Regions from separate parts of the Mus musculus genome. Here region 2 is linked to region 1. Evidence: chromatin loops called from intact Hi-C (ENCODE). Cell type or tissue: left cerebral cortex. All regions are shown on one strand. Each heading gives the region's core, and the rest is flanking DNA. Links, peaks and the distances in the headings are about the cores only.

Region 1 (14,858 bases), core at 2,498-10,497:
GGAGGGGCATGAAGGAGGAAAACGGAATGAAAATGACCAAGATCCATTATATACAGGGATGAAACTCAGTTTTGTTTTTGTTTTTAAAAAGTGGAAAACGATTGAAGAAGGCAGCAGGCATGGACTGCCAGCTTCCACGCATACATGAGTGTCCTCACGTCTATGCACACACATACAAAGGCCGCACACGCGTGCACACACATGGTCACAGCAGTGTTACCAGAGAGTGGAGACAACTCAAACATCTGACGAACCAATGCATGAACCCCGTGTGGCTCATCTGTGCATGGGAGGCTGCCAGGCCCGGTAGAGGAATGGACGGGGCACACACCCTCCCGAGGGTCACAGAAGCAGCTACAGGGGACCACAGGTGGCAACTGCAGCCACAGGAAATGTCTAGAACAGACGACGGCCTGTAGTAAGTCAGAAAGGAGCTGCTGAGGTAGCAGCTGAGGTCCTGAGGCTAAGACTGCTAAGAGCCATGGATTTCCACTTGTGGGGGTGGTGTGGGCAGAACACAGTCTTAGGTTAGATCACGATGAATACGACAGTTATCTTAATGTGCTCACGGCCAGGTGGCTGGAGAAGCGGCTCAGCAGTTAAGAACATTTGCTGACCTTGCAGAGGACCCGGGTCCAGAACCCATGTGGCAGCTCACAGCCACCGATAACTCCTGTTCCAGGGGATCTGATGCCTTCCTTCCTCAGGCTTCTGTGGGCAGCAGGCACACCCTCAGAATACAGACGCGCATGCAGGCAAAACACATACAAGCTGGGCAAGTGAGCTTCTGTGAGTTCAAGGTCAGGTTTTCTTTATCTCTCTGCCTCTCTCCCACCCCGCCCCCTCTTTGAGACAGGGTCTTACTATGTAGGCATGGGAGATCCACCTGGTGCTGGCATTAAAGGTGTATGCCACCTACTAGGAACTTAAAAAAAAAAAAAACAACAACAACTGCCCACTACCCATGCCTCTTGCAGGAAAGAAGGTCAAAACTCACAGCCAAATAGCCTAGTACAGAGAGACAAAAAGCCCAGTGGCCCTCTTCATAGGTAAGGTTTTTGTCCGTTTGTTTCTTTTTTAGGTTTTTGTTTGTTTGCTTGCTTGCTTGCTTGCTTGCTTGGTTTATTTGTTTTGAGACAGTCTTTTGTAAGCCAGGCTGACTTCAAACTTCCTATGCAGCCAAGAATGCCCTTCAACTTTTAATCTTCCTTCCTCTGTCCCCTAGGCCTGAGATTAAAGGCACACACCCACTAAACCCAATTTATGCAGTGTGGGGGATCAAACACAGGGCCTTGTGCAAGCAAGGCAAGCACTCTACCAATTGAGCCACATCCTCAGCCCCAGCTAACAAATGTTAACTACATGTGCTAAGATGTAGGGGGTTTTGACAGGTCTTAGAAGTGGCTTCCTGACCAACCTCGGAGGAGTCGACGCTGGATGTTTCGTGCCCGCAGTTCAGGGTGTGATGTTGCAATACAGACCCAGTGTTCTGAATAGGCTTCCTAGCACCGGGGTTTATCTGATCCATTCTTTAGAGTTTTCTCTGTCAATAGTCATAGCCCAGGTGGATCATGACAGATACACATCTTGCTTTATCTGACTGGAGACATTGTCTTTGCTCCTGCTTTGTGTGTGTGTGTGTGTGTGTGTGTGTGTGTGTGTGTGTGTGTGTGTGTGTGTGTGTTATATGTTTTGATGTGTATGTGTGGTGTGTTTTGATGTGTATGTGTGCATATGTGTGTGGTGTATGCTGTGATGTGTGTGTGTGTGTGTGTGTGTGTGTGTGTGTGTGTGTGTGTGTGTGTTTAGTGGAGCTCAAGTTTATAGTTTATCTACACCCATTGAGCTTGCTAGTTCTATGCAGCTACTGTTCTGGGCTTGTTGCAAGCTGGCAAGCAGACACAGAGCTCAGCTGTCCTGAGGGAGGTGTCGAGGGTCAGGGCCAGCAGCGGGTGGGGCTGGCTACCCATCCTGGCTGTGGGCCCTGGAGCCAGATGTTTGGGCTTAGCTGCTCAGCCAAACAAGGATAGGATGACTGAGTAATTAGGTACCCACTTGTTTGGGGCTAGCAGAAGGTATCCAGGGGTAAAGAGACCTTGGCTTAGAACACCCATCACACATCCACACACCTCTGGTTTGCAGAAAAGACAAAGACTGTCCCCCAAGTTGGGCTCTCTGGCAGATTCAGAGAGATGATCTGTAGCTAGGGTCCACCTGATCCCGACCAGGGATAGAGACAGCTGTCTTTCCAATCTGGGGTACTGCTCTATGACACTCTAACGAGCCAGGACAGGAAGGAGAAGGCAGCAGAAGCCCTATCCTCCCAAGTTTAGCTCTCAGTAGTTATTTAAGTCTTTGGCTTAATGAGATTTGAGGACCAGAGAGTTCCCTGCATATGCCTTTGCCTGTTGGCGGGACCAGAGTGTCCATCTATTAAGACCCCTGGGCATTATCCCATTCCCTGCCCAAATCAGTAACTGGACCCTACTGGCCTTTACAGGAGTGTAGGGGCGCCAGGCTCCATCACCTTCAGTAACCTCTGAGTCGTGATCTGGGAAGAGAAGGAGGGACTGGTTTCCTGGCCACAGTTTCAGGGGTCAGAACTGGAGTTAGAGGGGTGGAGTGTCTTCTAAGCTGGTCCTCAGTTTTCAGACCAGTAAGAAGAGGTGCAGATATAGGAAGGCACTGGTCACTAAGATGGGCGAGTCATAAAAGTCCTAATCTGGAACCCCAGGATGAGGTCAAAGAAGGGGCATGGCCATTGTTGTCCCAGGGCTGGGTTGCAGCTCTACTGTGTGGATTTGATGATGGGCTAGAGGGCCCTGAGTCCTTTCTGCAAAGCAGATTAAGACTCCTCCCTTGCAGGGCCGCAGTGATGTGGATGGGAAGTAGTTTTCAGGTGGTGCATGCCTGAAATCCCAGTCCTAAGGAGAGTACTCTCTTCTCTCTCTGTCTCTGTCTCTTTCTGTGTGTGTCTCTCTCTGTGTCTGTCTCTGTCTATCTGTCTGTCTCTGTCTCTCTCTCTTTATCTCTCTCTCTGTCTCTCTCTCTGTCTCTGTGTGTGTGTGTGTGTGTGTGTGACACACACACAGAGTTCACATGCTAGGCATAGAGAGCCATAGTTGTGTCTGGGATCACTTCTGTTTTTAAGGGTTTTTTCCATTAATTCATTTACTTTATTGGGGGTGCATATGGAGGTTAGGGAACAACTTATGAGAGTTGGTTCTCTCCTTCTATTATTTAGGTTCCAGGCACCAAACTCAGACCATCAGGGCTTACATAGCAAGTGTCTACCCACTGAGCCATCTCACTAGCCCTGGGTGCAGTCTTCATAAGTGGATCTGTACCACCTGGCATCTCTGCCTGTCCATGAACTGACTCAGTGGTAATCCTCATCCTGTGGGCTTAGTGTGATTAATATTCCCAATTTACAGAGGAGAAAACTGAGGCTCTGAGAAATGAACAAAAATTCCAGAGATATACAGGCTGCAAGACTAGACACAAGCCCAGTTGGTTCGATGTGGCCACATAATCCTATCTGAACTGGACATGAAATTCAGTTGGTAGAATGCTTGCCCAGTATACATGAAGCCTTAGGTGCAACCTTCAATGGTGCATATAACCAAGTATGATACTGTACATCTTCATTCCTAGCACTTGGGAGATGCAGACAAGAAGGTCAGAAGCTCGTGGGCATCCATGACACACTGAATGACATGCCAGATTAGGCTACATGCATGGAACCTTCTCTCAAAAGGGTCTGGAGGAGACAGATTTGGGTTGCCAATCAAGGCTGCTGCAGGGACTGGGGCACAAAACGGACAACAGATCAGTCACTCTCACCACGTACCCTGCAGAGCCTAAGCACGCTCAGAAATGTTCCCGTCCAGTCATCTCCACATGCCCATGAGACATACACTATTATTATCCCCGTTTATAGGTGGGGAACGGAGACTAAGAGGCTCAGTAGCTGGCTCAGGACTACCCCTAGCAAGGACTCCACCCGGCATCCAGGCTGAGAGTGCATCTCCTCCTCTGCTGAGCTGTGGTAACAGTACCCTCCCCAGCCAGTGTTAACGGAGATGGAATGACAGCCGGCTGCAGAGCCTCTAAACCAGCGGTTCTCAACCTGAGGGTCATCTTTCACAGGGGTCACACAAGACATCCCACATATCAGATGTTTATATTATGAGTTGTACCAGTAGCAAAATGACTGCTACGAAGTACCAACAAAAATTAATTTATGGTTGGGGGTCACCACAACGTGAGAAACTGTATTAAGTGGTTGTAGCATTAGGAAGGGTGAGAATTGCTTCAAACAGAGTCTGATACGGACACACCCCATAAGTGCTTGTCCATATGACGATGTTATCCCACCTATTTGGACTCATGAACTGTGTGCTCTGTCCTTAAAGCTGGGCACACCATGGCTGAGACAGCTTCCTGCCTCCACAGATTCATCAATGCCAGGACTGTCATAATGATCACCACTAGCATGATCAACATTAGCACCAGCATTGCTAGCACATCAGTGTCATCACGTCTCCGCCATTACCAACATCACCTCTTCATCACTACCACCATCACACTCACTGTGTTTCACCATAACCATCAATACCATCACCACTGTAATCACCACCATCCACAGTTCACCATCACCACCACCACCAATACCATCATCACTGTTATCAACGCCATCACCAGAGTCACCACAAAATTACTCCCCCACACCATCATAACCTTCACAACTAACATCACCATCACCATCCACACACAATCACGGCTTTCATCGGTAACACCGTGACCACCATCTTCATCATTATACCACAACACCACCACACCATCTTTGTCATCACGCTCATCGCCACTGACATCATCACACCATTATTGCCATCATCCCATCATCACAACCACCATGACCACCAACCACCATCACAGCATTGTGACCATCACCATGACCTTCACCATAAGCGCCATCCTGTCACTAACCATGATCCCTATCAACACCACTGTCACCCTGCCATCATCATCAATACCGTGAGCACATGACCATCAACTGCCATCACCTCACCATGATCTCCAACGCCATCACAGATGGCATTGACAAGTTAGGATCAGCATTGTAATTCTGTCCCTCCAGAGCCCCTGCTCCCCAGTAACAACACCCACACTTCGATTGTACATACGTTGGCTTTTGTTTAAGAGTATCTTAAGCACCGTGAATTTCAGAGTGGGTCACACATCTCCCCTCAGAGGCCTCTCCTCCTCCTCTGTGGTGGTGGTCATGGGCACAGGAGTGCTGGGGGGCCAGGCCACCTCTGCTAGCCTCTTTACAGTCTCACTCAGCTGCCCCAACCCCTGAGCAGCCTCTACCAACTGGGCTAGGCCCAGTGCCAGGACTTGGCGCTCCTGCCGGTCCTGCTCCAGGACCCAGGTCAGTCTCTGCAGCTGGTCACCCACCTCCCTCACAGCACCTACCAGCTCCACCAAGGCAGGTGGCTCACAAGCCATGACCCTTACTGGTGGTAATGGGGACACACATGGCCCAAAAGGATCTGGGTTGTGATTAGGGGTTGGCCCTTGAGTGAGGTGGTCTGAAGCTGAGTGTAAGGTCTGGCTTCTGGGTGGTTTGAAGGCATCTGTGGGTAGTGGGTCCAAGTTTGAGGCTGGAGAGGGACTGGAGGGGCCGGACTCCGAGGCTAGAAAGAGCTCTAGGTTCTGCGTCTGGGATGCGTCTGTGGATGGGGCTTCCTCAAAGGTCAACTCTGAGTTTAGTCTAGGCTTAGTGGGAGAGGAAAGTTCTGTCTTTCGGGAGGATGGAAGGGACTCTGTAGGGGTGGCAGGGGTTGAGGAAGGGTGAGTATTGGTGGGAGGTTGAGGACTTGTGGCGGGGTGAGGGCTCCTGGGTTGCTGAGGGTTTGTGGTAGGTTGAGGGGCAATGGTGGGGTAAGAAGTTGTGTTGAGTTGAGGGATGCTGGTGGGGTGAGAGGCTGTAAACGGCTGTGTGGGGGTCCTGGTGTTCATGGGGAGGTCTGAGGAGTCAGAACTTTCTGGGATTATTTCAGGTGCTGGTGTTGTATCAGGTCCTGGAGTCAGCTCTGAGGTAGGAGAAAGCCTGCTCACTTCTGATAGCATAGAGGAGGCAGAGGTTAGCCCTTCAGGGGAGGTGGGTGTTGGGCTGCCTGAAAGCTCTGGGGAACGTGTTGGAAGCAAACTGGTATTAGGAGTGGACAAGGCAAAGGTTGCTGGGGAGGGAAGTCCTGGGGTGAGTAGAGATGGTTTGGGGGAGCTAGAGGTCCCCTCCTGCTTTGAGTCTGGGATGAGTTGTGGCCAGGAGCCAGAGGTCTGCCGTGAGCCAGAAGGCTCTGGTGAAGAGGAGGAAGCAGGAGATGAGGTGGTGGCTGAGGTGGGCAGCGGCCGGCGCTCAGGTGTTGGCTTCCTTGGTGAACCTGGAGTTGGAGAAAAGAGGGGCAGATCGGTCAGAGGTCAGTCTGCCCTATTGCCCTATCTACGTATTCCGCAAAGTCCCTTGAGGAGAAGACCAATGGGAAGGCAAAGATCTTCGTGACATCATGGGTCACCGGCAGATTTCACCAGGCCCTAGTGCCCCTCCTCCTCAACTCTTGCGAGGTCCCTGCCGCCACCTGGTGGCCTATGCGGGGAACACAGATGCCTACAAGTACAGAGTGGAGAAAGAGCCCAGGGGACCAGAAAGATGAACACGCTTTGGGATACGAGAAGACTCCTAGGAAACACCCACAGTGAGACTCTATGTGATAATTAACGTTCACTGTCAACTTGACAAGATTTGGAATCACCCAGGGGACACAGGTCTGAACATGTCTATATGGGAGTTTACAGAGAGATTTTATTGAGGAGGGAGAAACAACCATATCTATCGCTTGGGCTGGGGTTCTAAACTGAATGAAAAGAAGTGAGTTAGTCAGGCGTGGTGGCCCATGCTTTCAACCCCAGCCTTTTAGAGTCAGAGGCAGGAGGAAGTGTGTGAGTTCGAGGCTGTCTCTCTGCTTGATCTTTGAAGTAAGAAGTAGTTACCCCTAGGAGCTTGGAGCCCATCTCTGTACCCCAGGACACATACTCCCCAGGCCTCTTTGCCCATGCCTCACCTGCACGGGCCCTTGGAGCTGGAAAGGGGTGGCCGGGACTCTTGCTGGTGCTAGTGGTAACTGTGGATCCAGGCTTGGTTGTGGTGGGGGTCCCCTTGAACAGACCCCTTCCTGAAGGTGTATCCCACGTCCAGGAAGACTCATAACCTCCCTGGTCATCTGCAGATGTGTGAGGAAGAGAGTTGAGTCCTCCTTCCACTTTTTCCTGCTGCTCATTACCACAGCTCACCCGTCATTCAGCCCCTCAGCCTATGTCACCTTGTCACCGGTCAGGATGCTCTTGGCTAGTAAACGCAGAACCTGAAGAGGTTATCCCATAAAGCAAATGCGTGCATTGATTCCGTTCAAAGCAATATTGTTTTTGACACAGTCTCAGGTAGCTCACACTGAACTTGAACTCATGTAGCTGATGCTGGCCTGGAATTCCAATCTCCCTTTACATTTTAAAATGACATGTATTTATTAGTGCATGTGTGCCTTCCACCATGTGTGCTCCAACAATACTTGTCAGGTTTGTCACCAAGTATCCTATCTACTGAACTATCATGCTGTCCCAAGCAGCCTTTTTTAAGCCATAGCACACACATACACACATGCACAAACATAATACAGTTAAAATAAATAGATAAATAAATGGGTGACAATAAATAATTAACAAAAAGAAAAAACGTTCCTGAGTCTCATAAATACTTAGAATACACAAACCTTTCCAGGGTGAATCTCAGGGGAAAGACTAAAGACACGATTAAGCCCAGAGAAAGGCAACACACTCCGGGCTTTGACGAAGGAAGGGGCTGGAGCTGGAAAAGTCAAGAGGGCAGCTTCTCCCCTAGGGATCAGCCCTGCCTGATCTTAGATCAGTCAGACCCATGAAGTCTGACCTACAGAAGATCAAGAACATGAGCCACTAGATCTGTGGTGATGTTCTAGCAGCCAGAGAGATCCATGGAGGCCCTTCTTAGAGCTTAAAGCCTACCCTTGCTGAGGTGGGAGAAATAGCTTAGTGGTTAAGAGCATCTTTTGGGTTTCCAACCCACACTTCAGGCAGCTTACACCTGCCTGTAATGCCAGGTTTAGATTGGATGTCCTCTTCTGGTCTCACTGAGCTGTGTGTGTGTGTGTGTGTGTGTGTGTGTGTGTGTGTGTGTGTGTGTGTAGCTTGGCTGTTCTGGAACTTGCTATATAGACCAGGTTAGTTTCAAACTCACATAGATCCACCTCCTTTGCCTCCAGAGTTCTGGGATGAAGGGTATGCACCACCATGCCTGAACCACAAAATAAGTCCTTAAAAAGAATCTTAACCATGTGACTATGCGAGTTTTCTCCCACAGGCCTTTGGTCGCTTGAGAATTCCCTTCCTGGGAACAGTGGGTAAAGTTGCTCGCTGTACATCCTGATGACCTCAGTTAAACCCTGCCAAAACCCACATGGTGGAGTAGAAAATACAACTCGTGGAAGCTGTCCTCTGACCCCACACATAAGCCATGGCACACGCATGAATTAATTAAACAACACTTCTCTTCTTGCTCTCGTCTGCTGAAGGATAATATCACATTTCTGGAAGGATTTTCTTGGTTTCTCTTCTATAAATAATCATTACCACCTTGGGATCCTGAGCCTATGAATTGTTTCGGTAAGCAGAGTTTTCTGTTATAGGTGACGACGCGGGCCTTCTGTACGTTGGATTGGAACGCACAGTCACACAACTTGTCCCTGTGCTGTCTGGATTGGAGTCAGCTAAGTGAGTCAGAGCCCAGGCTTGTGCTTTGAGTGGCAGCACACATCATCCCAGTACAACGAGTGAATGGCATTAGGCTGGCATCATGATGCATGCCTATAATCCTACCACTCAGAGTTCAAGGCTTGCCTGAACTACACAGTGACTTCCAAGCCAGCTTAGGCTATGGTAAAAAAGAAGCTCTCGGCAGCAAACAAGAGCTGGGAGATAGCTCAGTTTGTAAATTACTTGTTTTGCAAACACAAGGAACGGAGTGTGAGCCCCAGAGCACACATTTAAAGAAAATATAAAGCTGGGTATGCCATCCCGGTGGTAGGGAGACAGAGACAGAGCTATCTCCCAGGTTTATGCATCACTAGCCTGGCCTCAATGTTGAGCTTCAAGGCCATTGTCTCATAAAAACAAGGTTTAGATAGTGCCTGGGGAATAGCACCAGATGTTGTCCTCTCGCCTCCACACACACTGTCCACACATTGCAGAGACACACACAAGCATTTACATATAGTTATACTTACACACATACCACACACATATATACATAAGACACATATAAATTGTTTGAAACAGTCTCATCCTACTACTACACCTTCTTCTAACCCTTGATACATAAAATTGTCCCAAGAGTTTGCTTGTACAGTTTGTACTTCTAATTTATTTGCCCTGCTCCCCCTACAAGGATCCCCCTGCCTCAGCTGTCTCTGCAGTGGGCAGTGCCTCACCATGCGCTCAATTCTACCACGAGGGGGCGCTGCAGGACAGAGAAACTGCCCTAATTGTGTAGAATGTAAGTTCTGCAAATGCAGCTGCACTTGAACAAGGAACGGGGTCTCTAAGAACTCACTTCTGGTTCCAGCATTCTAACGATCAACCTCGATACCAGCAAGAGGTACTCCTGGATCCACGTTATACATTCCTGAAGTTGGCTCCCTAGTTCAACTCTACAGGTGGAGAACAGGGATCCTGGTGGCCAATCAAAATGTGCAGCACTCCGTGACGTAAGGAGGTGCTAGGCAGAAGAGCAGGTACCTACCTAGGCAGGCCTGATTGTGCATGCTGGGTTCCAGAAAGGATGCAAGCAGACCCTCCAATCAGTGGCAGGCAGAGGGACACACACAAAGAGGCAGGGAGCATTCAACGGTGTATGCAGAGAGAAATGAGGGTGACAGAGAAACAGGGGTGCGAAATGCAGCGGGTAGGGCACAAATAGTGTCCTCTCTCACTGAAATGAGGGTCAAGAGACACAAACAGAGAAAGAAGGAAAGAGAGAGGGAGAGGGAGAAGGAGAAAGGACTGAAGCTAGCAGAATTAAAAAACAGATAGTGCGACTCAGAACATGGCAGTAGCTGACTGAAAAGAAGTTGGAGTATGCGTGCCTGTAATCCTAGCATTGGTGGGTGCAGTCAGGGGATCAAGGCCAGCCTCGGGTACATAGAGAAGCCCAGCTAGAGCTATAAAAGAACAGCTCAAAAGTGTAGAGGGGCAGAGAAAAGTAAGAGAGGAAAAGGAAGGAAAGAAAGAAAAAGAAAGGGGAAGGGAAGAGGCTGGAGAGATGGCTCAGCGGTTAAGAGCACTGACTGCTCTTCCAGAGGTGCTGAGTTCAATTCCCAGCAACCACATGATCTGTAATGGCTCACAACCATCTGTAATGGGATCTGATGCCCTCTGCTGGGTGTCTGAAGACAGCTACAGTGTACTCATATACATAAAATAAATAAATCTTAAAAAGAAAAAGAAAAGCCTGTCTCAAGAAGGGGACGGGAGGAAAGAGGGACATGAATGACAGGTAGCTGGAGTAATAAATTAGAGACAGGGCAGATGAGATGGATCGGCACCTAGCTGAAAATTCTAGTTGTATACCTGGAACCAACATGGTAAAAGGAGAAGACTGACTCCTGCAGGTTGTACATAGACACACACACAAGCACGAATCCACGCATGCAAGTGTGCACACACACATATGAGCTCGTATACTCATGCATATACACACTTACATATGAGTGCGTGTGCGAGCACATACTGTGGCATATGGCCCTGAGCACAGGTGTGCATGCACACACATATACAATCAATCAATCTAACAAAGAAAAAGGAAGGAAAGGGGGAACGCTACAGAAGGGAGGAGATAAAAGCAGAGGGTCTGAAAAAGACAGTGGAGGGGGAACCCAGGAAGGAAAGAAGAGAGGAAGTCACGTGAAATACAGTGAGTGACGGGCAAGGTGGTACATGCCCAGTGACCCGAGGGCTGGGGAGGTGGAGGCAGGGGGAGAACAGGAGTTCTAGGCCAGCTGGGACAACGAAAGAAAAAAGAAAAAGCAAACTACTGAGAAATGGGGTGAGATGGTGACTTGAAAGGAAGATACAGGGGCTGGACAGAGAGTTCAGGCTGTTCTCCCAGAGAAGCCAGGTTCAATTCCCTGCACCCATGTGGCTGCTCACGCCTGTCTATAACTCCAGTTTCAGGAGCACTAGTGCCCTCTTCTGGCCAGGACTCTGGTGCCCTCTTCTGGCCTGTGTGGGAACTGTATGCACATGGCATAGATATGCCTACAACCATACCCATAAAATAATAACTTTAAACAATGTAAAAGGTGTGGAAGGAGTATAGAACTTTAAAGAAAAACTGATGAAAAAAACCAAGAGATACTGCACTGGGAAAAACAGAGTACTAAAGAGGAAAAGAGAGTGGGAACGAATCCAATGGGAGAAAGACACCAGGAGAAAAGCAAAATGGAGTTCTAAGATGTAGGGGCCAGGGTGGATGGAGATCCCTGGGTTAGCATCAGGGGTGGAAGGACACAGACCATAGCAAAACAGAAGCCATGGAGAAGCAGAAGGACTGACAGATGTCATGTAAGGCACTGACTTTCATGGGTGGGGCTGGGAAGGGCAGGAGTTAGAACCTGTGCTCCAGGAGGGTCCTGTCTGTGTCTGACCTAGAGCCTGACCAGGACAACACATGGACTGCCAGACTGGGTATGAGTCTGCTGACGGTGGAACCATGTGCTCACAGGACAACCCTGAGCTGAGGGCTCTGGGTCATTCCTGCACATGCTCTGGATTGAGGGGCATGGTCGATTTGGTAGGCTCAGTACTAGCTGATGCCCTCTGATCGCTCTGAGCCACATGCTGTCCCATTGCACTCTGGAGAAGGTGAATACTGTCAAGCCCAAGAGTGGAACACATTTAGGCAAGCCTGCCAGGACATGGAGGCCTAGGCTAGCTGTTAGAGAGATCTTTATGGCTGACCACAGTAGCACATATGTTTGCACTGCCAATACTTGGGAGGGGGAGACAGGAAGTTCAAGGCAAACCTCAGCCACATAGCAAGTTCAAGGCCAGTCTGGGATACAAGATATAGCACCTCAAAAACAAAACAAACAAAACAAAAGTGGGCGGATGCCATCGCCCGGTAGGTAAAGGAGCTTGTGGATAGAGCTCCACCATTTTGACTCTGACCTCATCACACATGCCTTGGCATATGCACCCAGGTTGAGCCCCTCACCCGTGTCTGGAAGGTTCTGTGTTGCTGGAGAGGGGACTTCAGTGTTTGTAGTGGTAGCCCAGGAAAGTGTATGTCCAGGCCGCGCAGCCACTGTGGTCCCTTTGGTCAGGTCCTCTCCGGAAGTAGGGTCCCAGGTCCAGGAAGGATAATCGTCATCACCCGTGTAGCCTGGGGGAGAGACAGGTAGCTTGTGCCTCTTCCTGCTAGCTGAGGTCCCCCCCCCCCGCCCCCGGGCTTCCCTTCCCTGCCAGAGTCTCCTGAAGTAACCCTTTCCTGCTCTCATGCTGAGCCCCCTCCAGCCCGCTCCTTAGACCTTTAGACACCAACGCTGAGTCCCCTCTAGCCCACGAGACACCATTCTGTCCCACTCTAACTCCACCACCTCGGCCTCCCTCACTGTTCCCTGGTACCAGTGCAGGTGAGCACCACGTCTTCTTCGTGGTCACAGTTGTGCTTCCCCCATGCCCCCGAGGGGCAGTCACTCAGTGACATCTCACTTCCTTTACAGCCCATGTCATCCAACCAGATGGGCCCAGTGCCAGGGCCATAGTGAGTTTTGCCTACTCGGGGCCGGACCTTTCCGCAACCCAGCTCCCAGCAGGCCACTGTGGCATCCCGGATGTCCCAGCTGTCATCACAGACTGTTCCCCAGAGTCCAGCATGCCACACCTCTAGCCGGCCAGCACACCTGTTGGGCCCATCAGCCAGACGAACCCGGAAGGGACCTGGGGGAGGTGGGAGGCTCTCAGGTTAGGAGGTACAGGGCCACCTCCCTGTCCCCACCCTTTTAACTCTCTACTACTCACCTGATGGCACAGGGACTCCAGCAGTTGGGGTGGTAGCTGGATCTTGGGATGATTCCAGAGAGCCTTCGGTGTTCTCACCCGATGGCTCCAAAGAGGTCTGAGGGTTTTCCGTTGTGGTGGCCTCAGAGGTCACTTCTTGGGGACCTTGAGTGGACTGTGACACCACAGGCTCTGAGGTCCACTCCCAGGGGACCCTAGGGGTCAGCCTTACAGTGGTATGTGAGGTCTGCCTGTGGGGAGCCTCAGTGGTCAGTCTCTTTGGTAACTCAGAGGTACGTGCTGTTGGATGTAGGGAGGTTGGGGTGCCTGGGGCCCTGGAATGTTTGGTGGTTGGCATCCCAGGGGGCTGAGTGGTTGGTCTCCTTGCATTTTTAGTCACCCACTTCTTGGTACTCTTGGGAGCTTTCCCTGGAACCTTTGTGGGTTTCTGTGGCACACTGGAGGTGAGACTGGCAGAAGGTTTGGTGGTTAGCTCTCCTGGGAGCCAGGCATCCTGATCTCTACCCAGCCCAGGGAGCCAGCTCCAACTGAAAGGGTCTGAGATGGTATCCAGGCCGGGGGTCCCTAGGAGACCGGGAGGGAGGAGAGATAAGATCATGGGGAAGGTCTCGTCCTGTCCTGCTAACCCATACCCTCCGCCCTCGTTTCACTTAAGAAAATAGAAGTCTGTTGGACTGAAGAGATGGGTCTGTGGCTAAGAGTACTTGCTGCTCTTCCATAGGACCTGGGTTTGATTCTTAGCACAAACATAGTGGCTCACAACTGTCTGTAACTCTAATCTCAGAGAGTCTGGTGGCCTCTCCTGGCCTCCAAGGACTCCAGACAAGCACATGGCGCACAGATCCACTTGCAGGCAAAATACCTGCACACTTAAAAACTAAATAGGGCTGGTGAGATGGCTCAGTGGGTAAGAGCACCCGACTGCTCTTCCGAAGGTCTGAAGTTCAAATCCCAGCAACCACATGGTGGCTCACAACCATCTGTAACAAGATCTGACGCCCTCTTCTGGAGTGTCTGAAGACAGCTACAGTGTACTTACATATAATAAATAAATCTAAAAAAACAAAAAATAAAATAAAATAAAATAAAATAAAAACTAAATAAAGGCAATCTATACTAAGTGTGCTTGCCCCCTGAGCATTGCGAGCATGTCTACAGTGCATTGTTCCCTAATTATCTCTCTCACCCCTACCTGCCTCTCTCCCCTCTTCATAACCTTGGGTTTTTGTCATGCGATCCATCAGAGGTCATCTGCGTTACCGGTGGATTAAAACTGTCATTAAGAGCCTGGTACAACAGTTAAAGCTACTTTGAGATCCCATCTCATCCCAGTCAGAAAAACTATCATCAAGGAAACAAATGACAGCCAATAGGAAACAGAGTCCTCCTTCACGCTTAGTGGGAGTGTCTAGTGGTGTAGCCACTCTGGGAAACTAGCGTGCAGATTCCACAAAAAGCTGGGGCTAGGGGCTGGAGGGACAGCCCAGCAGGGAAGAGTGCCATACACACAAATGCATGTACATGGTTAAAAATAATAAAGTCAATTTTTTTTAAAGTCAAGGAATAGGGAAATGCAGGATAGCTACTCCACTCCTAGGCACACACCCTAAGACAGTGGTTCTCAACCTTCCTAACACTTCCACCTTTTAATGCAGCTCCTCTAGTTTTGGTAAACCCCAACCATA
Region 2 (14,858 bases), core at 3,872-11,871, 73 kb before region 1:
GACAGCCGGGGATACACAGAAAACTGCCTCAAAATAAGTAAATAACAACAAAAGCCACTGAGGAAGAGACTGGAGGTCACTGAGCTAAATGGAGGTGAAGGGAGATGGTTGAATTCCAGATGCTGTACTCTTTTCTTGTGATGTGTTGCCTTTCAGTATTTCACTTTCCAAAGTAGAAGGAAGCAGGATCCTCAAAGCACTGTGTGGCGGAGACAAGACCTGTCTCATCCTCTCCTGCCTCCTCATCACATCTGAGTTTGGCCCAAGTCCAGCACCAGCCACAGGCATTCACTGAATTCTAAAGAGTATGGTGCTTGGTGCATTATATATAGTGTGTCCCATTCCAAACTTCCAACGCTGTCAATAGTGTATCTATCACGCTTACCTGTACCGGACCCTGATGCTCCTGTTGAAAGCCTAGTGACCCCATCTCACTCAGTAAAACCCAAAGTCCTTCCAATGACCTACACAGGCCCCCACAAGCTTGCAGCTGTTCCTCCAATATGCTGGCTCCATTTCTGTTCCGTGGCCTGTGTTTCAGGATTATAGCTTCTGCTGGCAAACTTAACACCCCCATACTCTCCTCCTCTTATCTCCTTCCTGTCACTGATTGTTGCCTTCTCAATGGGGCTCTGAGCAACCGCTGCCACCTGTCACCCAGACCTATAATCCCTAGCTAGTTTCCCACTAGATCCCTTGCTGTCATAGAATGTACCTGTATGTATCCTGCCTTTCTGATCATATTTTTACTGGCCTCCCTCTCTGATGCCACGATATTTTTTCCCCTTTTTCATTTCTCACATGTATACGCACATGTGTGCATGTTGCAGACTCAAGGCTGACGCTAGGAATGATCCTCACTCTCTCTTCCGCAGTATTCATTGAGCAGGGTCTCTCAATCAAACTCAGAGCTCACAGATATGGCTAGTCTCGTTAGCCAGATTGTTGTGGGGATCCTGTTTCTGCCCTCAGAGACTAGAGTGACAGGTGGACCTCCTAACTGGCTGGCATTCAGATGGGCTCGGGAATCTGAACTCTGATCCCCATGTTTCCATAGCAGATGCTTAGTCACTAAGCCATCTCCACAGCCCCGGCCGGCGTTGTTCTGAACTGTCCTCAGGACCTAGGACAGTACCTAGCTTGCTAATCCCTATCTTCTCTTTTTCCCAAATAAAAAAGGCACTTATTTCTGGTGTCCATCTGTATTGTGTGTGCACATATGTAGAGGTGAGAGGAAACCTGCACGAGTGAGTGCTCTCCTCCCACCACATGGGTTCTGCAGACTGGACTCAGGCTATCAGGCTTCAGTGTTGGCCTGCGCAGCCATCTTGCTGGCTGCTTGCTAAGTATTCCTGAATAAGTGAAGCAATGAGGCGGGGCAAGCGGGCTGAAAGAAGGCGTGAGGCTAGTAAAGTTCACAGCTCCTACTCTTCTTCATTCCACCCGCAAGGCGAGGAAGCTGTCAGAGCAGCCTCCGTGGTGGGCCACAGCAGTCTAGGACCAAACTCTCTGCTCTGGGCTTTACCTGAGGAACAAGATGGCGTGAGACAGTCCACACGTAGTATTTTTGATATCCTAGCCCCTATAACTGTCCTCGGGTGTTCTCATTTTGTGTGTGGTGTATGATTGCATGTGAGGGTGTGGAGGCCAGAGGCCAGTGTCATGTGGCCTCAACTGTGTTCTCCTCCTTTCCTCCTTTCTTTGAGACAGTCTTTCATTGAATCTGGAGCTAGGCAGTGAGCTCCAGGAATCCTCCTGTCTCTGTCTTCCCAGTGCTGGCATTACAGGCTTACAGGCATGTGCCAGCATGCCCAGGTTTTGTTTGTTTGTTTGTTTGTTTATGTAAGTGCTGAGAATCTGAATTCAGGACAACACTTTCTTGACTGAACTATGTCCCCCACCCCCACATAGCTTCATTTCTAATGTCTGCCTCTTCAACATAGCACTCGATGTGAATTTTTGCCCATTTTATTCTCTGTATGAAGTAGATGCTTATTAATCAGGTGTTGAAAGTGTGAACAAGGAACAAGTGAATGCGGGAAGAATCTTATGAGTTCGGTAGCGCTGACCAAAAGCCAGGCAATTTATGCCAAGGCTTTTTTGGATCAAGCCTTCTCTGATTCTGGTCCAAACTCACTGCTACTCTCCCACACCACATCGCCATGACCTCTGGACCTCTGGATCAGCTGTTCCCCAGATCTGTGAATGGCAAGATTAAATCTTGTGTTTAAGCATTCACATCGTAGCTCACCAGACTCTCAGAAAACCCACAGAGCAGCACTGTTTCTGATCTGCCTCTCAACTAGGCTGTAAGCACCCTGTAAAATGAGGGCTCGTTGCATCTCTCTCCTCTCTGAAACTGCAAGGCCTGGGTATAGAATGGCGGTGTTCATTCAGCGAAGAATAAAACCTATGGGAAAAGATGTAAGCAGAGCCAGGTCTTTCCTAGGAAGTTTGGGGACAATGTCAAGAGACTTGGCCAAAGATGGGGTCAAGAGCTGCTGATACTCCGGGAAGGAACATTCTCTGCTAACTTGCATTGTCCTGGGATTGCAGAAGCCAGGATGAGGGGAGGGGGGGGAAGTGGGCCAGGAGTGTTTCATGAGAATCTGATGCTAACCAGGCAGATGTTTCTCCCTAAACGGGTAAAAGGCCATGGTATTAAAAAACTCTGGAGGGAGCTGTCCCCCTGGGGGGGGGCGGGGGAGTTGAATTTGAAGAGGTCTTTTTGGGTCAGTTGCAGGAAAAGGTCCTTAAAACGCACTTTTAGCATGGGCCAGAATAGAAAATATTTTTTGCACCCACAAAGAGGGCATGGGGAGTGGGTTGTGTGTGGTCAGACATAGTAGGGGGCAACCCTAGTCACAAAGTACTAATGCTACACCCCCTGGAAGCAATCCTACAGTAGATAGGAACAGAGGGTTCAGGAGCAGCTACCCTGTAAGCACAGCCAAGCCGGTGGCAAGCAGAGGATCTCGTGGAGGAAGCTGATGAGGCGGCAGGGAAAGGATTCGTGGGGGGCCCTGGCACTTGAGAGGTTCTTTACTAATGAAATCGAGCTGTTAGCCATCCCACGGTATTAGGGGGCATCTACGGGTAAGATATCTGGAGTGATCTTGTAGGGGACTAGTGGTTGGGGATCCCCTGCCTCGGGCCCGGCAGTGAAGCACTGACATTCTTGGGGGGGGGGTGCGTTCTGGGGACTGCGGCAGGGCAGGGCGAGGCCCCCCGCCCCCGAGGAACCCGGGTCCCCGGGCCGCACACCCAGTCACTCACCGGCGCTGGGGTCTCCGCCGGGAGGAGGCTGAGGAGGCGGAGGAGGTGCCGCCGCTCCGGGGAGACCCGAGGGCCCAACCGGAAGTGCCGCCCCTTCCCCCTCAACTCCCCACCAGCCCCGCGCCTCCTGCCCGGAAGCGGAAGTCGCGCCCGTTCCCCCAAGCGCCGGCGTGGAGGATGGTGGCGGAGGAACGGGTAAGGGAAATTACGCCGGCACTAGACACGGGAGGGGAACAGCCAAGGCTGCTTCCGGTGGGCGAACGGGGCCTAGTGCGCATGCGCCCATTGCGCCCGCTTCTTCTTAGGGCACCACCCACAGGCTCCAGGCTTCCGGTTAGGACGCACCCTAGACTCGGGTCTCAAGCCAAAGCCTCGCTTCCTAGGCTGGACCACGCCCATCTCTGAACGTCCCGTTATAGGCCGGTCGGATTCCTTTTTCTGCACCTCCGATTAGTTTGTTCTATTCTTTCTTCGCTCCAAATCTCTACTTTTGGAACTCCAGCCTCTCAGACGGGTCACACCTACAAGCCACGCCCCCTTCTAAATCCTGCCCCTTACACAAAAAAGCTTTGTACAGCCTGTTGCATATAAGGGACATCGGTTTTCTTTTGTGTTGTTGTTGTTTTAAACCTTTTGATTTATTTCTTCTTTTGAGACAGAGCCTCCTCACACTGTGGTCAGGGTGGCCTTGAACTCCTTTTTTTTTTTTTTTTTTTTTTTTTTTGGTTTTTCGAGACAGGGTTTCTCTGTATAGCCCTGGCTGTCCTGGAACTCACTTTGTAGACCAGACTGGTCTCGAACTCAGAAATCCGCCTGCCATTGGATACCAAGTGCTGGGATTAAAGGCGTGCGCCACCACGCCGGGCTTCAGGGTGGCCTTGAACTCTTGTATAGGCTATAATGGCTTCAAACTTGCAGCAATACTACCAGAGCCTTCAGGAATTCTGGGATTATAGTGATGACTCTTTAATGACTTGTATGTAGTCCTGCCTCGCACCTTGAAAGCATTCCTTTAAAGTTAGTTGTTAGCAACCATTGGCATCAATTAGCTCAATGCTCTTTAACTCTTAACCCAGACTTACTGAATATAAAGCGTTGGGATGGATCTTAGGAATCCATTTGAATTGAAACACTTCTGATGCACTCTTAGATGAGAACCACAGCTTTGGCACACTTTACACTTAGCCACTCAGAGCTCTATAAATCTTTCTTAATTCAGCCCCATTACACTACAGACAGCTAAGCCTAATTCTATGCATCCAAGCTCTCCCTTGTTGTTTTTCTTCCCTCTCCATGGCCTGAATGGCAGTCACGTCTAACAGTTAAGCCTTGGCCTCTTTTTTTTCTTTTTGTTTTGTTTTTGTTTGTTTGTTTGTTTTTTCGAGACAGGGTTTCTCTGTGTAGCCCTGGCTGTCCTGGAACTCACTCTGTAGATCAGGCTGGCCTGGAACTCAAAAATCCGCCTATCTCTGCCTCCCAAGTGCTGGGATTGAAGGCTCAGCTTCGCAAGCCTCTATTAAAAGATCTCTTAACAACAACAATCTTGAACTCTGCTTCATTTTGAAAGTATTTCCTTTAAGCCCCACCCTTCATTTAAATACCATTCATTCCCTCTAAATTGCTTTCTGCCAGCCAAGCCTAAACTTCTTTGACCCTCAGACAAATTTTCAGCCTCCTCTTGGGTTGGGCAGCTCCAACCTAAGTTTTTACTGCACAAGTTTTGAACATCATCTCAGCCCTGCCTTCTCAAGCTCACACCCTTCTCTCTAAATGCTATTGAGATGGTCGATGCTGTTCACACTCCTCAAATCACACCCTCCAGCTGGCCATTGGCCCATACATCAAGCCCTCAACTTAGTTTTTCTTTCCAAATAAGAAGTTCTCTGGAAAAGAAATGGGAGCAAAAAGTGTCTATGGAGAATTTGGAAGAATTTAACTAGGATGGAGCCTTGACTCACGTTTGCATAGTAGGTCAAAATTTTTGTAGTACTTGTCTGGTGGAGGTCAGATTGGGCAAAGGCTTGTTCCAAGTCATTGGTTCTTTGGCACCAAGCTAGGGAGATGTGTGAGATGGGGTTGTCTCCAATCACGCACACACACCACTGTCAGGCAAGGTAATGGAGGAGCACTGAAAGGGACAGGCACCATGACTGAACACACAGTGGAAGTCAGTAGGCAGGGATTTATTTCCACAGCCCATGCCTCCCAGAGCTTCTCAGTCCACAGGAGGGTGCCCAATGGCACCAGGACCCAGAGGTTTAGGTCCCTGCTTTTGATCCCCTTCCATGGTGGGAATACCACCAGAAACAAGGGTGTCTTGGCCTTCTTGCCCGCGCCCAGCACCAGCTGAACCCCCTGCTGTAAACCCAGACAGGGGAGAAGTGGTGGAGGATATGGGCCAAGTAGGCTCCTTTCCTTCAGGACTCTCCTCCTGTACCCCTTCTTGAACAGGGATGCCCTCGTCGTCGTCCCACAGCGGTTGGGTTCTTGGGTTTGGGGGGCACAGGCGCACAGGCATCCCCACAAGCTCTGGGTGTTTGCGTTTGTAATGGCGCCGGAGAGTATTGGCCTCGGTGAAGCGCACCCTACATGAGGGACATTGGTAAGGTCGCTCACCAGAGTGGATGCGGTGGTGATGTGCGAGCTCCCCTGCCTCTCGGAAACGGCGAGGGCAGAGCACACAACGGAAGGGCCTAAGGCCAGCATGGATGTTACAATGGCGCCGCAAGTGGCTGGACCGTTTGAAGGTCTTGCCGCAATCTTTGCACACGTGTGGCTTCAATTCTGAGTGTGAGATGCTGTGGCGCTCCAGGTCAGAGAGGTAGGGGAAGGCTCTCAGGCACACGGGACAGAAGTGCGGAGCCCTCTTGGAACCAGAGCCCTGGGGCCCATCTGCTGCTGACCCTTCAGGAACTGTATAAGGAACACCCTGATCATCGATCAACAGAAGATCGCTGCTGCCACCGCTGTCCACTGGTGCTGTCAACGGGGTTTCCTGCTCTGATCTGGGGGGACGGCCCCTCTTTCGAGGGAGGGAGGACTTGAGAGTCCGATTGGAGGTGGTGGCTCCCCCTGGAGGTCGGCCTCGGCGCCCCCGGGGAACAGGAGGCAGTAAGGCCAGAGGTTTTTCTTCCTCCCCAGACAAAGTTGAAGGCAACGGGTCTGAGCTGGGGTTGTCCATTGAGAAGTGGGGAGCTCGAGTCTGGGTACTGGAGCCGGCTAAGAGAAGAGAGGGGGCGGTGTCAGTGTGGTGAGGGTCTAAGCCCCCGTGTACCCCAGTATCTCACCTATTCCTTCTAAAGACTTTTGAGATCCATATAAGACATTCTGTATAAGTTAGTAAGACATGCTGACTGCCCTCCACCAAAGGGTGTCCCATAACTTCTTAACCTTTGGATCTAGTTTTTCTTTCATGGAGGTTAAATAAGAATCCCCCTCTCCCACCAGGGTTCTATGTTTGAGTGTTTGGATCCATTAGTGGAACTGTTTGGGAAGGATTAGGAGGTGTGGCCTTGATGTGGTAGGTGTGGCCTTATGGAGTAGTGTTTCACTAGGTGTGAACTTTGAGGTTTCGAAATCCCACACCAAGCCAGTCTCCTCCTCCCTCAAACCTATGGATCAGATGTCAGCTCTTAGCTACTGTTCCAGCACCATGTCAGCCTGTTGGTCACCATTCTCCCAACCAAGATAGATGATCACGGACTAACCCTCTGAAAAATATAAGCATGCCTCCAATTAAAACGCTTTCTTTATACGTTGCTATGGTCATAGTTTTTCATTACATCAACATAACTACAAAAAGCCTTTAAAGTCAAAACAAGCCAAAAATAAATAAATTTTTGAAAAAATCCAGCTAAGAATGTAGGCCTTGAAACAGCCCATCAAATTCTGGGTCACAAAGGTCTCAAAAGGCTCCTGCTCCCCACAGAGATGGGGGGGCATGAAGAGAGACAAGTCCTAGCCAAAAGCTATTGATTTGTGAAAGATATATATGAAAGTTGCTAAGAGTCTGGGCTTTGAAGTCATATACCCAGAAATCAAATGCTGAGTCTGTCCCTTCCTTTGTGTGACCTTAGCCAAGATCCTTACTTCTCTGAGCTTATTTGTGTCTTTTGTAAGATGGAAATCGGGGATTTTTGTTTATTGGTTTGTTTGATTGGTTTTACCTACTAACCCAGACATGCTGTGAACATAAGAGCCAGCACTACAGCACTGGTCGTTGAGCCTCACAGCAATCCTCTGAGGGAACATTTTCAAAGGGTTTCATTTGGATCCAGTTTGGCCAACAATCACCATGTGATTCTACAAGTGGCTTTGCCTGAGTCTGTTTCCTTCTCTATAAAGTCAATATACCAAGGTTGTTGGGAGAATCGACAGGAATGAGGAAGCTTCAAAAATGTCCTTAGTGCACAGTCTAGAAAATAGAAAGCTCCAGGACTTTCCCCAGTGCCCACAAGATCCCAGGATAGTAGGAATTGAGTGTACTTGGGGTCAAAGGTCAAAGGTGCAGCTAGCAGCAGATTCTGTCGGGGGACCCTGCACCCCTCTTTTTATTATTTTATTGTTTGGTTGGTTTAAAGTTTTGTGTGTGGTGTTGGCTATCCTAATCAGGGCCTCACACATACTGGGCCTGAGCTACACCCCCAAAACTTGCACCCCCTTTTAATATGCACATAGCATGAGGTCCACACAGAAGCAACTTGTCCAGGATCATATGGTTCGCACGATGAGGAAGCCTGGACAAGAAGCTGAGTTTCTGAAACATACCTATGAAGTGACAGAGTGGCTCTTCGACCCTCTCCCACCCACAAGTCCGGTACGACGCGTGCCTGTCAGGCGCGAGTGGCCCAGCCCGCAAGCGGGGCGGGCCCTCAGGGTACGGTGGCCAATGAGCGGCGCGGGGACATTGGTGGCAGGGGCTGCCAGAAGGGGGTCTGCGCGCGCGAGCCCAGACCGCTCGGCGGGGCGCGAGGTCGACGTGCGCAGGAGAGAGCAAAGAAGCTGGGAACAGGTGCCGGGTGCGCGCTTATGCGCGCGCGCCGGGACCACCCTCTTTCCCCCATCCCCCCCACCCGGGCCCCCCGCCTCTGGGTACCTCATTTGCATGCTGCCTGGGCTCGCGTGTGTACGCGCGCGCGCGCCGGGGGCGACGGGCCGAAGCGTGGGAAGGGGCGGGAGAGAGGGGGCCCAGCCCCTAGGCGGCGGCGGGGCGGGGGTGTGGGAGGTAGCAGAGCGTGAGCTGGACCCCGCCCCTCGGCACGGAAGCCGGGGGCCCCTCCCTCCCTTCCCTGCTGCCAGCGCCCGCGGGGAACAAAGAGGATGCCCTGGGTCCCAAGGCCCCGACACGCTAGCAACAAATGCGCCTGCGTATCAGGCGCCTTCGTGTGCCCAGTGACAACGCACAAAAATCCCCAACCACCTGCAAAAATGCCTTTCCTCCCACGAAGCCTTCCCAACCCGGTGACCCAATCAAATACAGGTACCGGATAGATGAGAAGCGGGAAATGGCTGCTAAGTGCCCCTAATTAATATGGCGCCCATCAGCTTCAAAGAGCCATGGAGTTAAAGTAGTAAAATGGTGCTTGGTGTTTCCTAACTCTGAACAAGTTTGACCACTTGGATTTTTCTCCCTCTTCCCGCATCCTTCCCAGCAGAAGTCAAAGACTAGAAAAAAAAAGCAATCTTATCTAAACACATCTATGTTAACTCTTTGTAACCGCACCGTGGGCTACGAAATGCTGCACGCTGAGAGTATTGCCCTTAGTCTATATGGCGCCGCGGGTAACTTAGGCCCCGCCCCTGCCCTGCCCTCAACAAAGATGGCGCTAGCCTAGCTTCTTTAACCTCCGCGGCTGGAAATAGGAAAGGAAAACACAGAAGGGCGGGGCGGGGGCGGGATAGAGAAGCCAAGAAGGAGGGGTAAAGGGGGGTTGGGGGGGCGTAGAAGAGAGCTGAGGCGGAAGTCGAGAGGCCCCTCAGGTGGAAGTGACGCTGACCCCGCTACCCAAAATGTCGGCGCCCAGAGGGAGGTGTAAGTAATTAAACAGGAAAGCGGACAGACTTTCCCGGCCCCCCGGAGGCCTGCCTGGTCTCCAGGACCTCCGCAACGCAAAAGCAAGGTGGTCTTGCCTAGTTCCTGGGCCGCTTGACCTGCCCCCGACTCGGGCGCCCGAGACTGCACCTTGTAGGGGCAGGGAGAGGGGTACAAAGGGCCAGTTTTCCGGGCCTTGTTCGCAAGATCGAGCAGGGGTGGGGGTGGGGGCCGGCTGCACCAGACACCGTAGGGCGCAGGAGGGGCGGAGCTTAAGGTGGTCGGGGCGGGGCAGAACTGGAGGAGTAGCTTGTTGAGGCGTGGCTTATAGTTGGAGGGGAGGGGTTTCAAGAAAGTGTGGAGACTGGTTAGAAAATGGAGAGGTTTATATAAAGTGGGGCCTAGCAAAGAGGCGTGAATCTCATGAAATGGGGGAAAGGGCCTTGGTTGAAAAATTGAAGAAACTTCGTAAGATGAGGGGAAAACTGGGGTCCAGTAAGACAACAGAGGCCCAGAGTATGTTGTGTGAAGTTTGCCTGAGGTGTGACTTAAAGAAAAGCTTACCTTGACAAGGGGGTGGGGGTGGGGGCATTAGCGGGGCGGTGGTTGCGCACGCCTTTAATCCCAGCACTTGGGAGGCAGAGGCAAGCGAATTTCTGAGTTCGAGGCCAGCCTGGTCTACAAAGTGAGTTCCAGGACTGCCAGGGCTATACAGAGAAACCCTGTCTCGAAAAAAAAAAAAAAGAAAGAAAGAAAGAAAAAACAACAAGACAAGACGGGGGGCGGGGGGGGGGGCAGCGATCTAGGTGTGCAATTTGGAAAGTTTTAGTGGAACTATCAGGTTTTTATCACGAAGGTAAAAATGCTTGGGGGGGGGGCTTGGCGGCAAGCTAAGAATATAATAGCGAAGTAGAGGTGATTATAGAAAAATGTGACTTATTTGAAGGAGAAGTTAGGTGGGATTTGGAAGCAAGTCTCAGTGAAGATTTAACTTAGAAAAGTCAAGTTAACTAAGAAGCATATGAGAATAAAGAAACTAAGAGGAACTTGGTCAAACTGCTCAGTTACGTCTTTCCTGTGCCTCGGCTTTCCTAAGTGCGTTGTACAGCTTGCTACAGTTTTACTTAGCTCACACCATCACTGTATGAAGGAAACACTGGCATTCCCATTTCATTGGTAAAAAGGTTTTGTTTCTGAAACTACAGAACTAGTGTGAGCTCCCTAGAAGCACGAGGTGAAGGCACTTGTTTAAAAGAGAATCAAGAGCTTAGGGAAGAGAGGGAGGGGCTTGAAAGAGGCAGCCCACGCCCAAGCAACAGTAGGAGGGCCTTAGTCTGTAGTGCGCAGGCTTGGAGAGGATTGAGGGAGAGCTTGAGAACACCTTTTGAAGAAAACAACGTGGACGTGGCTAGGAAGGTTAGAGAACGAGGAGGCTTTGTAAAGAGTGGGAAAATTTTAAAGGGTAGTGGTTGCAGCTCGGTGGTGGGGGTGGCTTAGCACTTTGAGAGTCTACCTGGGCCAACTGCTTCTGAGCCAAGAGAGCCGAGGGAAGGGATGGCCAATGGAGAGGTGACTCTTACTGGTGTCTCTTTTGTACTCCAGAGAAAGCCCCAAGCCACCTCCGGACCTTCCGTCATGGAAGACTCCTCGCTGCCTGTGGTTCCTGCCCCCATCGCTGCTCCAGGACCAGCACCATCTGCCACTGCGCCTCGGGTCCCCTTTCACTGTAGCGAATGTGGCAAGAGTTTCCGTTACCGATCAGACCTGAGGCGCCACTTTGCTCGACACACGGCTCTCAAGCCCCACGCATGTCCTCGATGCGGTAAGGGCTTCAAGCATAGCTTCAACTTGGCTAACCACCTGCGCTCACACACTGGTGAACGACCCTACCGATGCTCTGCCTGCCCTAAGGGATTCCGAGACTCCACTGGCCTGCTGCACCACCAGGTGAGTCCGGGGAGCCACATGTGGCTCAGACACTGGGACTCCATTCCACTCAGGGAAAGGCAGCTAGTGATGGCCCTGGCTAGTAAATTTGCCCCGCAGCCGTGTGTTTACACCATCTTGAAAATATGTTAGTGTACACCCAATAGGTCCATGTACACCCACCTCCTTTATTCTACAATGATCAATTTCCCCTACATGGAACACAGGCCTTCAAGGGAACTCAACGAGGCCTACAAATGATCAGGCACCAGGTAGAGGTTAAAGAAAGCAGTTTCTGCCAGGCAGTGGTGGCACACGCCTTTAATCCCAGGCAGAGGCAGGCGGATTTCTGAGTTCAAGGCCAGCCTGGTTTACAGAGTGAGTTCCAAGACAGCCAGGGCTATGCAGAGAAACCCTGTCTCAGAAAAAAAAAAAAAAGAAAGAAAAGAAAGAAAGAAAGAAAAAGAGAGAGAGAGAAAGAAAAGAGAAAGCAAGTAAGCGGTTTCTGAGAAAAGAGTTCTCTAAGGGAGATGTTGGGAAGCAAATTTAAAAAAAAAGAAAAAATGAGAGCATGGTGATACGATCTCCTAATTCTAGCACTGGAGGCAGAGGCAGGAGAGTCAGGAGTTCAAGGTCAGGCTCTGCTACAGAGTTTGAGGCCAGCTTGGACCATATGACCCTGTCTCAGACAACAAAATAGAAATTAATGTATAGGAGAACATTAGCTTGTTATAGACCAGAGGGCACAATGTGTCGGATTGAGACTTGAAGTGTAAGACGTCCTCTTGGGAAAAGCATTGTAGGTCAAAGGACCAGCAAGTGCAAAAGCCGGGAGGTGGGAAGGCCCCTGATGTGCTCACAGGTGTCGCAGTAACTGTTCCTGGGAGAAACCAGTCACATTCACCCCAGGCAGGGCACCAGCAGCAGACCTGAATACAGTTGCACAGAAGGTCTGTTTGGCGGGTCAGAGGGCTTAATTGGGTTCTCCCAGAGAGCACAAGTGAGGGGTTACAGCAGTATGTGAAACACCCCACCCCAGGCCTAAGCAGGCACAGCACCACAAAGCCCCATGCCACCATGGTGGAATGAGTGCCTCGTGGAAGCTGCATGATCGGATCCTGTCCACTTCCTGACACTGTCAACATCTCACCAGGTCACTTGCACCTGGGGGGATGATAGCTCGACTCCTGGGAGCTTAGGTTGGCTCACGGAAAGGAAACAGACAGAACCAAGCAGTGTCTTCACACACAGGCTGCTGGAGAGCCACCTGGTTGGAGCATCATGCAGTGAGGGCACTGTGAAGTGGTCCATTTTACAACAGGAAGAAACTGAACTGAAGCCTGTGGATGCTAGAGCCCTGGCCGTAGCTGTGTTCTGTGGGAATCAGTTGCTAGATGAGGTCAGCATGGAGAACATGCCAGCTGGCCCATAGCAGGGCTGGGCATGGGGAGATGGAGTCCCCTTTTGTAGGTTCCTAGAGTCTTGGACAAGAAAAATTTAAAGCAGACTTAGAAACTTGAGAATCATCTTACTAGAATTTAAGGGGGCTGGGGAAGCAGTAAGGGGAGAGAAAGACCACCATTTTAAATTAGTTCAAGAAAGACGGCGTGCTCACGGGTGAAGTTCTGTAAGCAGCCTCGTGGGAGGTGTCTCTTCAGAGAGGCAGAAAGTTCGGAGTGTGGGGGCAAGCACACTGAGGGCTTGAGTCGGTATCCAAAGAAGAGACAGAAGTAGAAAGGGAGCCTGCAGTGGTGCACACGCCTTTCATCTCAGCACTTGGGGACTGGGGCAGGCCCGTGGCTCTCGGAGGTCTAGGCCAGCCTAGTCTACAGAGTGAGTCCCAGGACAGCCAGGGCTACACAGAGAAACCCTGTCTCAAAAAAGACAAATAGCCAGGCGGTGGTGGTACACACCTTTAACCCCAGTACTTAGGAGGCAGAAGCAGGCCAATCTCTGACTTGGAGGCCAGCAGTGAGTTCTAGGACAGCCAAGACTATACAGAGAAACCCGGTCTCAGGGAAAAAAAAAAATGGAGACAAGAAGGCTGGTAGAGAAGGACGAGTTGGGCCTTTCAAGTTAACTCATAGTGCACGCAGACTCGGGAAAGAACCATAAGCAGCTGCATCAGGGAGAGCTCTGAGGGCTGAGTTAAGAACCATAGTGCACAGAGACTCAGGGAAGAGCTCTGAGGGCTGCAAGGGTTTCACCTCACTAATGAGATAACCATTCTGCCCGTTCCCTCAGCTGCCTCCTGGCCAGGTCATTGACAGGATTGGATTAACTCTTGTTGTTGTTGTTGTTTCTTTGTTTGTTTGTTGTTTTAAGACAGGTTTCTGTGCAGCTCTGGCTGTCCTGGAACTAGTTCTGTAGACCAGGCTGGCCTCAAACTTGGAGGTCCACCTGCCTCTGCCCCCTGAGTTCTGAGATGAAAGGTGAACCACCACCGCCTAGTTTGGATTAAGTATTAGGGAGACGACAACAGTATGCTGTGTGAAGCTTAGAATGCTGTGTCTCCACCCAGAGTCCAAAATAGAATTCAGATCTTTTTGAGATTTATTTAGTTATTTATGTGGGTGTTTTTCTGGCCTGTATGTCTGTACTTCATTTCACTGCAGGTGCCCCAGGAGGTAGGAAGAGGGCACTGGATCCCCTGGAACTGCAGCTACTGGCTGCTGTTAGCCGCCATGTGGGTGCTGGGGATAGAACCCTGATCCTCTATTCTTTCTTTAAAATATTTTTTTCAAGGTTTATTTATTTATTTATTATATGTAAGTACACTGTAGCTGTCTTCAGACACCCTGGCAGAGGGCATCAGATCTCATTGGTTGTGAGACACCATGTGGTTGCTGGGATTTGAACTCAGGACCTTCGGAAGAGCAGTCAGTGCTCTTAACCATTGAGCCATCTCTCCAGCCCCAAATATTTTTATTCCATGTTTTGTTCTTGTTTGGTTCATTGGTTGTTTGGGACAGGGTTTCACCATGTAGCCCAGTCTGGCCTCCAGCTCACAGGATTGGCCTGCCACTGCCCCCTGCCTCCCGAGTGCTGGGATTAAAGGCTTGTACTAGTCCAGCTCCACAAGGTAAGATGGGCCACACACAGCTCATCTTACAGGAATTAGTTCTCCTTCCACCATATGGGTCCCAGGGATCAAATTCGTGTCACCAGACTTAAGCTGCAAGTACCTTTACTGGCTGAGCCATGCCGCTAACCCAGACTCAATTCATTCGGCCAGGGGGGAGTAGCTTTCTTTTAGCAGGCCTCGATAAAGCCCTGCTACTTTTTCATTATGGTATTTTAGCTTTTCATGAGGGGCACTTGGGAAACTTGCCTTGACAAGGAGGTAGGGTTCCTTCTCAATGGCCCCCATGATGCCTGTCTAGTAACCTAACAGGAGAGCCAGCTGCTGGATTCCAGCCAGAGCTTGGGTTCATTTTCTGGGCATCTCCTGCTGAGCCTAGATCGACAGCCCTTCCTCTGCTCTCGTTCGCAGGTGGTCCACACTGGTGAAAAGCCCTACTGCTGTTTGGTCTGTGAGCTCCGCTTCTCCTCTCGCTCCAGCCTGGGCCGCCATCTCAAGCGGCAGCACCGGGGCACACTTCCCTCTCCCCTGCAGCCTAGCCCC

Evidence for each region. Hi-C counts contacts between places; a loop is a spot of excess contacts. Peaks named below come from ENCODE experiments on the same cell type or tissue, not always from the same donor. Only the 100,000 strongest peaks of a DNase experiment are listed, where the experiment ranks them.
Region 2: it touches region 1 in a loop (4-fold over the local background); 5 of 42 quality-filtered maps call a loop at or near these places.

The regions. Positions count from the first base shown.
Region 1 is chr7:4,935,142-4,949,999 of GRCm38, reverse strand. It overlaps Ssc5d (scavenger receptor cysteine rich family, 5 domains), which reads right to left. Exons shown (of 14, transcript NM_173008.3): 10 at 13,174-13,737; 11 at 12,778-13,092; 12 at 12,368-12,535; 13 at 7,128-7,286; 14 at 5,172-6,449. The coding sequence ends at 5,236. Among named protein-coding and RNA genes, the nearest start is that of Ssc5d, 17 kb to the right of the region's middle. In left cerebral cortex, for the core only: CTCF peaks have their summits at 6,650 (motif pointing left) and 9,606 (motif pointing right); DNase peaks (open chromatin) are centred at 6,601, 9,654 and 9,807; H3K4me3 peaks cover 506 bases; H3K27ac peaks cover 266 bases.
Region 2 is chr7:5,009,074-5,023,931 of GRCm38, reverse strand. It overlaps Fiz1 (Flt3 interacting zinc finger protein 1), which reads left to right and starts at 9,204. Exons shown (of 3, transcript NM_001110329.1): 1 at 9,204-9,307; 2 at 10,910-11,254; 3 at 14,727-14,858. The coding sequence starts at 10,943. Zfp524 (zinc finger protein 524) reads right to left here and starts at 8,424. Exons shown (of 2, transcript NM_025324.2): 1 at 8,372-8,424; 2 at 5,444-6,495. The coding sequence starts at 6,457. The coding sequence ends at 5,492. Zfp865 (zinc finger protein 865) reads right to left here and starts at 3,556. Exons shown (of 3, transcript NM_001290426.1): 1 at 3,277-3,556. In left cerebral cortex, for the core only: CTCF peaks have their summits at 6,357 (motif pointing left), 8,430 and 9,330; DNase peaks (open chromatin) are centred at 8,174, 8,756, 9,099, 9,547 and 1 more place; H3K4me3 peaks cover 2,638 bases; H3K27ac peaks cover 1,876 bases.